Regions from separate parts of the Homo sapiens genome. Here regions 1, 3 and 4 are each linked to region 2. Evidence: chromatin contacts called from ENCODE Hi-C or POLR2A ChIA-PET data. All regions are on one chromosome and are shown on one strand. Each heading gives the region's core, a stretch centred on a gene start or an enhancer-like site at or near the end of the contact. The rest is flanking DNA. Distances are from core to core; before and after follow the strand shown.

The links. A loop is a pair of places that touch in the nucleus more often than their neighbours do. ChIA-PET counts read pairs that join two places held with the same protein, here RNA polymerase II (POLR2A). Pooled maps may share reads with other maps.
Region 1: a loop to region 2 is called in a map of naive thymus-derived CD4-positive, alpha-beta T cell, with 9 times the contacts of the local background. The contact joins the promoter of C1orf159 here to the promoter of TMEM52 in region 2. A Hi-C loop is called at or near these places in 1 of 168 maps with a recorded cell type or tissue (naive thymus-derived CD4-positive, alpha-beta T cell), 1 of 37 single-sample maps with no recorded cell type and 10 of 50 pooled maps. POLR2A ChIA-PET finds 5 or more read pairs at or near these places in 1 of 52 experiments (AG04450).
Region 3: a map with no recorded cell type shows a loop between it and region 2 (7-fold over the local background). The contact joins the enhancer-like site here to the promoter of TMEM52 in region 2. A Hi-C loop is called at or near these places in 1 of 37 single-sample maps with no recorded cell type and 5 of 50 pooled maps. POLR2A ChIA-PET finds 5 or more read pairs at or near these places in 1 of 52 experiments (GM10248).
Region 4: a loop to region 2 is called in a pooled map, with 6 times the contacts of the local background. The contact joins the promoter of AURKAIP1 here to the promoter of TMEM52 in region 2. A Hi-C loop is called at or near these places in 1 of 168 maps with a recorded cell type or tissue (K562), 1 of 37 single-sample maps with no recorded cell type and 8 of 50 pooled maps. POLR2A ChIA-PET finds 5 or more read pairs at or near these places in 5 of 52 experiments (B cell, BJ, WTC11 and 2 more).

Annotation. Positions count from the first base shown.
Region 1 is chr1:1,114,797-1,117,496 of GRCh38, forward strand. It overlaps C1orf159 (chromosome 1 open reading frame 159), which reads right to left and starts at 1,293. Exons shown (of 10, transcript NM_017891.5): 1 at 1,264-1,293. RefSeq lists silencers at 984-1,583, 1,754-1,873, 1,914-1,963.
Region 2 is chr1:1,917,842-1,920,541 of GRCh38, forward strand. TMEM52 (transmembrane protein 52) reads right to left here and starts at 1,438. Exons shown (of 5, transcript NM_178545.4): 1 at 1,341-1,438; 2 at 1,204-1,247; 3 at 1,052-1,093; 4 at 412-590; 5 at 1-321. The coding sequence starts at 1,424. The coding sequence ends at 41. RefSeq lists enhancers at 755-1,556, 1,616-2,209, 2,210-2,700 and a silencer at 1,035-1,674.
Region 3 is chr1:1,152,705-1,155,404 of GRCh38, forward strand. All of the region lies in intron 1 of LOC124903820 (a long non-coding RNA gene), which reads left to right. Among named protein-coding and RNA genes, the nearest start is that of MIR200BHG, 8.8 kb to the right of the region's middle. Within about 2 kb of position 1,312, at least 2 of the 41 ENCODE cell types and tissues checked have a DNase peak (open chromatin) inside an H3K27ac peak, as active enhancers do.
Region 4 is chr1:1,373,878-1,376,577 of GRCh38, forward strand. It overlaps AURKAIP1 (aurora kinase A interacting protein 1), which reads right to left and starts at 1,330. Exons shown (of 4, transcript NM_017900.3): 1 at 1,277-1,330; 2 at 828-913; 3 at 123-568; 4 at 1-25. The coding sequence starts at 879. RefSeq lists silencers at 1,071-1,120, 1,141-1,320 and an enhancer at 1,116-2,021.

The DNA.
Region 1 (2,700 bases), core at 43-2,542, 800 kb before region 2:
TTTCCCAGGTTAAGCCATCAGGAAACAGGAAGACGCCTAAGAACGATACACTGGACTTTGGGGACTCGGAGGGAAGGGTGGGAGGGGGACAAGGATAAAAAGCTACAAATAGGGTGCAGTGCGTACTGCTCGGGTGATGGGAGCACCAAAATCTCACAAATCACCACTAAAGAGCTTACCCATGTAACCAAGTAACCAAACACCACCTGTACCCCAGTAACTTACGGAAAAATAAAAGAGGAAGACGCAGCTCTGCCTTCTCTGCACACCCTGGTAATACTAAGAAAAATGAAAACCAAAAAAAGGAGGCCAAGTTTGACATCCTGAAATTTAACAGGACGAGGCGGCTAAGAATTCAGCCACAAAATAGTTCCCGGGGAAGAAGCCGCGTTTGCTTTGAAACGCGGTAAGAAATGCCCCCGAACACCTGGGCTTAAATTACACCCAAACTCAATCATCGACTCGCTGCCACCGGAACACGCGCTCCCGAAAAACTGCACCCCGACTAGCCCTCGGCTACTCCAGGTGACAAACGGACAAAAACAAATCCTAAAGCCTCGCGGGAAAAAGACCTGAATCGTGGCCGACTTCTAGGACACCGGGGACCGCGCCGGTGCCCCCACTCCCGGCTGCCGGGAAGGCGAGGCGAACGCGCCCCCTTTCTTCCCCCGGGCGCCCGTCCCATCCCCTCCCCAGGGACCCCCTCCCTGCCCCGAGAACCCCCTCCCCTCCCCAGGTGCCCCCTCTCCCCCAGAGACCCCCTCCCCTCCCCAGGGACCCCCTTCCCTGCCCCGGGAACCCTTCCCCTCCCCAGGGACCCCCCTCCCTCCCCAGGGACCCCCTCCCCTCCCCAGGGACCCCCTTCCCTGCCCCGGGAACCTTTCCCCTCCCCAGGGACCCCCCCTCCCCGCTCCGGGAACCCCCTCCCCTCCTTAGGGACCCCCTCCCCACCCCTCCCCGGGGTCCCCCTGCCCTCCTCAGACGCCCCTTCCCCTCCCCAGGCGTCCCGCTCAGCCCGGGCGCCTTTCCCCCATAGGACCGCGGCCAGGCTCGTTGGGAGGCGGCGACGAGGACGCGGGCCCAGGCGCTGGCGGCTCCTCCGCGCGCCGCACAATGGGGGACGCGCAGGGAACGTCCCTCGGGCCGGGCCAGGGCCGCCGACCTTTGTCTGCCTCTCGCACTCCCTGCGCCGACCCGGCCGCCCAGACGGACCCCAGCGCCCCAACCCGCTACCCTCACGCCTGCCCCCAGCCCCTCACTCACCCCGGCGCCCTCCGGGTTTCTCTTTCGTACACCCCGCCCTCAGGCGGTGGCGCCGCGCCCCCTGGGACTTGTAGTCTTTCTTCCGCCCCGGCCCCGGCGCCAGGCCCCGCAGCTCCCAAAGAAAACTACAACTCCCGGCGGCCCGCGCGAGAGCCGCCCTCGCCTGGTGGTACCATCGCGCGCGGCCGTGGGTGGGGCGCCGGGGCGGGGCGCGAAGCGCCCTGGGAAATGTAGTCCTAGAAGAACCAGCGCATGTCTCGGGTCCCTGACACGGAGGGACTACATTCCCCCGGATTCCTCGCGCGCCGGCTGCTTGGCGTTGCCGGGAGACGGGGCGGGGCGTCGTCGGGGTCTCCCGGGCGACCGCACAAGCGTCGGCGTCCTTAGCGTTCCGCCGGTTTAGGCGGAGGCGGAGGCGGAGCGTTTGGGGGCGGCCGGGGCGGCTTCGGCTTCATCGGAGAAGGCGGCGCGGCTGCACCAGGTTTGGCCGCGGGCGCGCGGGGCCAGCGCCCTCCAGACCCACGGAGCGCCCCGAGCGCCTCGCGAGCCGCCGCCAAATGCGCCCCAGGTCCGCGGCCGGCGCCAGTGCTGGGACCTCGGCGGCCGGTGTCGGAGCGCGGCGGGAGAGACCCTGCCTTGGGTGCGGGACTGGGACGGCTCGGACCCAGAGGGCTCCCGGGGCTTCGCCTCTCGGACGGGTCAGGGCTCTGCGGTCTCAGGACGCTCCCCCGTGAGTCTCGGCGGCCCCGGGGTCTGGGCGGCGTCGCTGCCCCACAGGCCGGGCGCGTGGGTTTTTCCGGGGCTCTGCCTCTGAGCCACCCTCGGAGAAAAGACAGCTCTGTGCGTCCCGCGGCGCCCGCAGCTTTCGGCAAACATGTTTAAAGGAGCTCCCCGAAGGAACTGGGGACGTCCGTCCGCTCATCAAAGGCTTCAATCCTGTCGGTGTCCCCGGGCCCTCTCCTAGCTGGGCCAGCGCGCAGGGTGGGGGGGCGCTGCAGGTGTCGCGGCCCCCCCCAACCTCCGCAGACCCTTCCAACCCCTCAGACCCCCCAAAACCCCCAGATCCCCCAACCCCCCATATACCCCCAACCCCTCAGACCCCCCAACCCCCCAGACCCCCCAACCTCCCAGGCCCCCAGACCCCCCAGCTCCCTTGCTCCCGGGAGCTCCCAGGCCCGTCCTGCATGCGCCTTGGGGTTGTTCCTCCTTGATGGACGCCGCCTCCGGGTTCCATCCCAAGTTTAAATGCCAGAGATTTCAATGGAAATAAAGCCCCCATCTTAACAGCGTGAGGATGTTTTGTAAACAGTATTGGGGACAGCTGGGGAAGTCACATTTGTGTCTTCTCTTTAGAGGGACAGTGTTCGCCTGAGGGTCCATCCCAGGGTTCCCTCAGGGCCTCTGGAGGAGTTGATGCCACCAGTGTCTGGCCGTGGG
Region 2 (2,700 bases), core at 188-2,687:
GCATTAGTTCTCCAAGCTCTGGTCCGTTCTCCTACCTCCTTCAAGGGGCACCAGGGCTACAAGGTGGTAGTTGAGTATTGGGGCCCGACTCCTGGGGCACTGGAGTGGTCTCTAGGCCCGAGGCCCCAAGGAGAGGGCTGGGTTTCTGGGAGAGTGCTGGTCCTTCCTCTCTGGGCTTGGCCATCTTGACAGCTTCATCGTAGGAGGGTGGAGGCTCCGGGGTGTACAGGCTGTAGGCAGGAGGAGCCATGGAGTCCAGGTCCAGCTCCCCAAAGGGCAGGGGCAACCGCATGCCCAGTGGGTACTGCACGGAGCTGTAGGCTGCAGGGAACCAGAGTGGGTTCGTGGAGGCGGGCTTGGCATTTACCCCCGCCATCTCCACCCTCAACTGGCGGGCCCCTAGGCACTCACAGGTCACAGTGCTGTGTACAGGGCTGTCACTGTCCATAGGGATGACTGCCACGTCGCAGGGCTGCCGTGCTGGTGGCAGATGTGGCTGGGCCTGTGCCTGCTTCCGGAGGCAGCAGAACCGGACACAACCAGCTGTGACACCACACAGCAGAAGCAGGAGGACCGCCAGCAGGATGAGCCTAGGAGAGCAAGGCTCTACCACTGGACTGACCCTCGGCCACCGGGCACCTGCACCCTGGGGAATGTCGTGGCACAACCACCGAAGACAGGTTAACAGGATAAAAAGCAGACAATGTCTCTCCATGTCGGAGACCGCCGTGGCCAGAGCCTGGCCTCGGGCTGCTGGGCCTGCCCTGGCTATCTCTCCTGGGCTGGCCAGGGGTGGCCTTGGGCTCACTCCCAGGACTCGCTGTCCTCAGCGAGTGCCCCACTGCTGAGCGGGATCGTAGGGGACTCCCGCGGAGGCCAGGCGGGAGAGGTGGGAGGGAAGGTCCTGCTTGCTCCAGGTCAGTTCCCGCCAGCGGCCGGGACTGGGCGACAGCGGAGGCGGCCTGGTGAGGTAAGGGCCTGGCGGGCCTGGCCCCGGTGACCCCCGCCCCAGAACCGTCGGACGCACGGCTCCGCCGCGGCCTCCACTTACCCCACGTGCCACAGGCTGCTCCAGCGGGCCTGGGGCGGGCACCTGTGGGGACGGCGGCACCTGGAGCAGGCGGGGCATGGGACGGCCGACCTCGCCACCCGTGCCTCCCCATAGGGCGGGGCCAGGCCCCGGCTCCCTCCCCCCCGACTTACTGGTCCGAGGGGTCGCAGCTGCCGTCCGCGAAGCCCAGCGCCACCTGTGGGGACAAGGGTGAGCCCGGGAGGGGCGTGGTCCGAGCAGGGACCCGCCCCGCGGTGGCCGAACCGAGAGAGAACGCCGCCCGACCCACCTGCGGCAGCGGCAGGAGCGGCAGGAGCGGCAGGAGCGGCAGCAGCAGCCGCAGTCCGCGGGCGGCCAGCGGCCCCCGGGCCATGCTCTGAGGAGGTTGGAGCAAAGCCCGGCGGCGCGGCTTTATGGGGCCCCGCCCACCACAGGACACACCCACCACATGACACGCCCACAGAACGCCCGCTCAGAGTAAACCCCGCCCACCGGGCCCCGCTGGCCGCAGGCCCCGCCCACAGGCGCACACGCCTACTGGACGCCCCACGCAGGGTAAACCCCGCCCTCCGGGCACCGCCCAGAGCAAACCGCGTTCGTCGCAGGCCTCGCCCACAGGACGCCTCACGCAGCATAAACCCCGCCCACTGGGCCCCGCCCAGTGCAAGCCTTGTTCGCCGCAGGCCCCGCCCACAGGAGCCCTCGCCCACGAGACGCCCCCATTCGCTGGGCCTCCACTCAATGCAAACCCCGCCCACTGGCCCCATGCCCAACGTAAGCCTCGCCCACCATACCCCGCTCAGCGCAATCCCCTCCCACTGGGCCACGCCCAACGTGTTCAGAGGGCTTGTCCGCCACAAGCCCTACCCCGCAGCTCCACCTGGCCCAGACTCGTGAGGCGACGGTGGGTCTCGTCCTCAGCCCGGGCACGGCGCCTTAACCTCGGCCGAGCGTGGCCTGCTCTGCTGCTGGTCTGGGCGTGGCCCGGGGACCCTCGGGAGCTGGCCTGGAAAGTCGTGGCTGCCTTGGGTGTGGTCCCTCGGGTCCAGTCTCGCAGGCGGGCTCCAGGTGGACTGTAGGGTAACGCCACCAAGATGCTGGGCATCCCGAACTTGGTGTTTGGACACTTGATTGTGGACCTGCGCTGCAGGCGCTGTCTGGGGGCTGGCCCAGGGGGCTGGAGCCTGGCCCTGGCTCTGGGCTGTTGAGGCGCTGGGTGCAGACCACTTTCCCAAAGCACTTGGCCTTGGGGGCCATGCCCCACCTGGGGAATGTGACCTCCATTCCCGAGGGCCACAGGGAGCCCAGTGCCCTTCCCTCAGCCTGCAATGTCTGCTGCTCCCTGTGCAGGGGCAGGCCTGGGGCCATTTCTTCCAGGGGGACCCCAGACCCTTATCCCTCTGCCACCAGGCCAGGGGCCCTGTTAGGCTCTTGGTGCCCTCTGCTCCCCGTGGGACCAACAGCACACCGTCTCTCTGGTGGTCAGGCTAAGGGAGGTGGTCAGCACAGCAAGGGGCAGGGTCCATCTTACTGCAGGAGGGGCATGCACCCCTTGCTCAGAACTGTTCCACATGTGGGCGCTGCTCAGTGTCCCCCACCCCTACCACAAGGGCAGTGACCCTGGAGGGCAGGGCCTCCTCTGCGTGGCT
Region 3 (2,700 bases), core at 62-2,561, 770 kb before region 2:
TCCATACGACCCAGCTCTATCATCCCATTGGGGATCCATGCTCTCCACATGACCCGGCTCTATCATCCCATCGGGGACCCAGGCTCTCCACACGACCCAGTTCTATCATCCCGTCAGGGATCCAGGCTCTCCACACGACCCAGTTCTATCATCCTCTCAGGGACCCAGGCTCTCCACATGACCCAGCTCTATCATCCCATCGGGGATCCAGGCTCTCCATACGACCCAGCTCTATCATCCTCTCAGGGACCCAGGCTCTCCACATGACCCAGCTCTATCATCCTCTCAGGGACTCAGGCTCTCCACATGACCCAGCTCTATCATCCCATTGGGGATCCAGGCTCTCCACACGACCCAGCTCTATCATCCCATTGGGGATCCACGCTCTCCACATGACCTGGCTCTATTATCCTCTCAGGGACCCAGGCTCTCCACACGACCCAGTTCTATCATCCCATCAGGGATCCACGCTCTCCACACGACCCAGCTCTATCATCCTCTCAGGGACCCAGGCTCTCCACACGACCCAGCTCTATCATCCCATCGGGGATCCAGGCTCTCCACACGACCCAGCTCTATCATCCCACCGGGGACCCAGGCTCTCCATACGACCCAGTTCTATCATCCCGTCAGGGATCCAGGCTCTCCACACGACCCAGCTCTATCATCCCATCGGGGACCCAGGCTCTCCATATGACCCAGCTCTATCATCCCATCAGGGTTCCGCGTTCTCCACACGACCCAGCTCTATCATCCCATTGGGGATCCAGGCTCTCCACATGACCCAGCTCTATCATCCCATCAGGGATCCACGCTCTCCACATGACCCGGCTCTATCATCCTCTCAGGGACCCAGGCTCTCCACACGACCCAGCTCTGTCAACACTCCCCTCCATCACCCAGCTGAGGCTGTGCCCATCAGGTTTCTCCACTAGTGGGACTGTAAACAATTGCATTTTATTTTTTTATTTTTGAGACAGGGTCTCACTCTGTCACCCTCCTGGGCTCAGGGGATCCTCCCGCCTCATCCTCCCAAGTGCTGGGACTCCATTGCGCACTCCCATGCCCAGCTAATTTTTTGTATTTTTTGTAGACACAGGGTTTCACCATGTTGCCCAGGCAGGTTTCCAACTCATCCCCCAGTCTTGGCCTCCCAGTGCTGGGGTTACAGATGTGAACCATGGCACCCAGCAAACAATTGCATTTTAATTCCAGATATTGAAAAATGCCGCAATTCATTGTTAGTATTATTGCTGTGCAAAGCCAAAATCAACTGGGATTTCATCACTTTTCACACAGCAGACCTTCTGCCTGGAACCGTCCCGTGGCTGTGTGTGCTTTGCACATTCTCTTAGCAAACGTTTACTGGTGGCAAATGTTCTCAGCTCTCTTCTGGTTGTTGTTTGTTTTGCTTTCTGGCCAGTGCATATTGTAAAGCAGCTGTTCCACTGTCTTCTGTCTCCATCATGCTGTGGGCATGTCTGCCACCAGTCCCACCACTGGTCTTTGGAAGTGAACCTGTCTCACTCTTCCCTGGCTGTTTTCAACTCTTCATTGTTGGCTTTCAGGATGGCTCACGTGGGCGGCAAGCTGGGGATTTCTGTGTATTTATCCGGCTTAAGATTCATGGGGCTTCTTGAATCTGTGTTTGGATGTCTTTTAACAGTTCTGGAAAATTCTCAGATAGTATCTCTTCAAATATTAATTTCTCCCATTCTCTCTTCTTCCAAGTCTCTATATTTTATATATGTATTTCACCCTCCCACCCTTATCCATATTGTCTTTTAAAAATATCTCTAGCCAGCCAGGCATGGTGGCTCAGGCCTATAATCCCAGCACTTTGGGAGCATGAGGTGCATGGATCACCTGAGGTTGGGAGTTTGAGACCAGCCTGATCAACATGGAGGAACCCCGTCTCTACTAAACATACAAAATTAGCCAGGCGTGGTGGCGCATGCCTGTAATCCCAGCTACTTGGGAGGCTGAGGCAGGAGAATTGCTTGAACCCCGGAGGCAGAGGTTGCAGTGAGCCAAGATTGTGCCATTGCACTCCAGCCTGGGCAACAAGAGTGAAACTCCATCTCGAAAAAAAAAAAAAAATCTCTAGCCTTCATTCTGGATAATTTACACTTACCTGTCTTCCAGTTCCCCAATTTTCTTTTGCTTCCTTCCTACCTTCTTTTTCTTTTTTTTTGACAGAGTCTGGCTCTGTCACCCAGGTTGGAGTGCAGCGGTGCAATCTCGGCTCACTGCAACCTCCGCCTCCTGGGTCCAAGTGATTCTTCTGCCTCAGCCTCCTGAGAAGCTGGGATTACAGGTGCCTGCCACCACACCTGGCTAATTTTTGCATTTTTAGTAGAGACAAGGTTTCACCATGTTGGCCAGGATGGTCTCAAACTCCTGACCTCAGGTGATTCTCCCGCCTCGGCCTCCCAAAGTGCTGGGATTACAGGCATGAGCCAACGCGTCCAGACCCCAGTTTTCTTTTCAGCAATTTTAAATCTTCTGTTAAGCCTATCCATTGAGTTTTAAATTGTGGTTATATTTTCATTTCTAAAAGCTCATTGTCTTTTTAAATCTACTACATAATTTTTATAAGCTAAAGTTCTCTGCAAATATAAAACGTCTTTTTTTGTTTTCAACACACTGATTTTAGTGTTTTTTGGTCTGTGTCTGATAATCCAATATCTCAGGCCCCTG
Region 4 (2,700 bases), core at 80-2,579, 540 kb before region 2:
GCCTCAGGTCTTTCTCGAACTTGATCTGCAAGACGCAGAGAGAGGGACCGCCAAGTAATTCGTGGCAAAGAAACGTGTTCTCAGCACTTTGCCCTCCCAGGGCCAAGCAGGGGGCCACTCACCTGCTTGCGTCTCAGGCGTCCCTCCTGGACCTTCCTCCGCAGGAACCGCGTCTTCTTCACCAGCTTCCGGTACTTGTGGTGGTTCATCTTCCGCCGGCGGATCTTCAGCACGTTTTTGCACTGAATTTGAGGCGCATCCGCGACGCCTTCATCCCCCTGCTCGGCCCCTTCCCCTATCTGGCTGGGCGGACACTGGTAGGATTGCGGTGGAGCCACAGTCCCTGCGGTCCCGGTATCCAGTCTGGGCAGGAAGCAGCGGGCCGTGAGCCAGCTCTCCAGGGGGCTGACGGACATCTTCCTGGGGACCAGCATCTCCTCCAGCTCCAGCTGGGCCCCCTTGCGAGGGAGAGAGGCCGCCCTACCTGGGCCGGCCGGCGATGTGCTGTAAAGGGGCCCGCAGACCCGGCTGCCCAGCACTCCAGAGACGGGCCAAGGCGGGCGGCCGCCTGCAGAAAACCAGACGCCACGGTCACCGCTCGCGAGACCACACAGGCCCGTCGGGTTGAGGAGCAGCAGGTTCGTCCCAGCGAGGATCCCCCGCACCTCATTCCTGGCCTGAACCCCTGAGGTTCCCTCTGTGAGCATCGGAAGCTTAGAGGGGAAAGAGTGTGTGTGTGGCCACCGGCCCTGCCCCAGCGGAGCTGCTGAGACCCGCACTCCTAACCAGGTGTGCATCCTCCCATCCGCCCCCGCGCGGCTTCCTACCTGCCCAAGGAACGGCCCTCAACAGCTGGGAAGTCAGGCGCCCCAGGAGCATGGTCTGTGGGCGGCGGCCACAGGTCCCAGGGGAGCTGGAACACAAGTGCCCGTTCAGGTCAGGCGGCAGCGCCTTCAGTAGTCGCGGGCGGGCCGGGACTGGGGCGTCTGGTCCCGCCGCGACCCTCGCTTCCCTTCTCCCTCCGCCACCCCAACCCACAAGGAGGACTTTGCTTCCAACACAGCTCGCGCCCCGAGGCTCCCAAGCCCCCGACGCGGGCGGTGTCGCGCTCGGACGCACCGAAAGGTCCCAGAACGGGGAGGCCGGCCCCCTCCCCGGGTTCACCCCCGCGCGAATCGCGTTGCCTGGCGCCCGGACCCTCTCGGCTGGACCCCGGGCCCGCCTGCCGCAGCGCCCGGCGCCCTCAGGCCTCCCGCTGACCCTTCCCAAGCCCGACCTCGACGCGGCTCAAATTGACCGTTCTGCGGCCGCCCTCGGGCACTTCCGGTCCGTCCCCAAGTCGGCCCCGATCGGCAGCGGCCACCCGGCGGTTCCTACGCACAGCGCCCGCTGGCGTCCTCGCGGCCCCCGATTCTGCATTGGCTCAGGCCCCGCCGGGCCCGAAAGGCGACGGTTTCCGGTTAGTGGAATCACGGTCCCAGTCCTCGCGCGGTTCCTCAGCTCCGCCTGGTCCCTTACGGAGGCAAAAAACTACATTTCCCACAATCCCAGGGGGTGCGGGCCCTGGATATACCCGCAGGTCCAGAATCGTTTCCGGACCACCCAGGGGCCGGATTCCCAACGGGCCGACGGAAGTGCGGGCTCAAGACTACGGAAGTGACGTATCTGGCAACGGAAGTGGAGTTACGTGGAAGGCGGAAGCGTCTAGAGCTATTTCCCCCGTTTTTGCTAGAGACCAAGGACCCGGAATAAGCACTGAGCCTGCGGTACCGGGCCTCCCCGACTCCTCATTCCTGGGGTTAAAAAAAAAAAAATAAGACGCAGGCTGGGCGCGGTGGCTCAGGCCTGTAATCCCAGCACTTTGGGAGGCCGAGGCTGGTGGATCACCTGAGGTCAGGAGTTCGAGACCAGCATGGCCAACATGGTGAAACCCCGTCTCTACTAAAACTACAAAAATTAGCCTAGCGTGGTGGCAGGCGCCTGTAATCCCAGCTACTCGGGAGGCTGAGGCAAGAGAATCGCTTGCGCCCAGGAGGCAGAGGTTGCGGTGAGCCGAGATCGCACCACTGCACTCCAGTCTGGGTGACATAGATCCTGTCTCAAAAAAATAAATAAATAAATAAAATAAAAATCAGACTCACACTTTTTGTCTGAGAACTAAAAGCAGCCTCTCTGGTGGATTGGGTTTGGCTGAGCCCCTAATGATGCTCCCCAGAGTAGGCGCTGCCAACGTGTAGCTTCACCTTTCTACTCCAGACAGGCCCCTTTGACCTCCGTGAGGTTGGCTAATATAGAGACCCCAGCATGGACTTGCAGGGGCGCCTGGTGGGAGAGGGGTGTGGAGCAGAGCCTGCTGGGCCTGCTCGGAGACTTGCCTTGCAGGAGGGTCTTCCAGGGACGCTTAGCAGGAAGTGGAAAGGCCAGGTCATCTGCCGGGCCCAGCCTGGCTAAGCAGTGAGTGACAGGTAGGATAGGCCAGTGTGAGGACATAAAGTTCAGGCTCCAGGCCCACCTCTACAACTGAGGTCCCCAGATGACTCTACGTTACCCCTCAGAGGGGCTACTTGGGACTCCAAGCAGGAAGGTTTACGAACGTTATTTGCGGGCCCGCCCTTCACCCCTGCTGCACAGCTTCCCCTAGTGGATTTGGCCGTAAATGAGCAGACTGGTGCCTCCAGAGCAGCCCTCACCTTGGTGCCC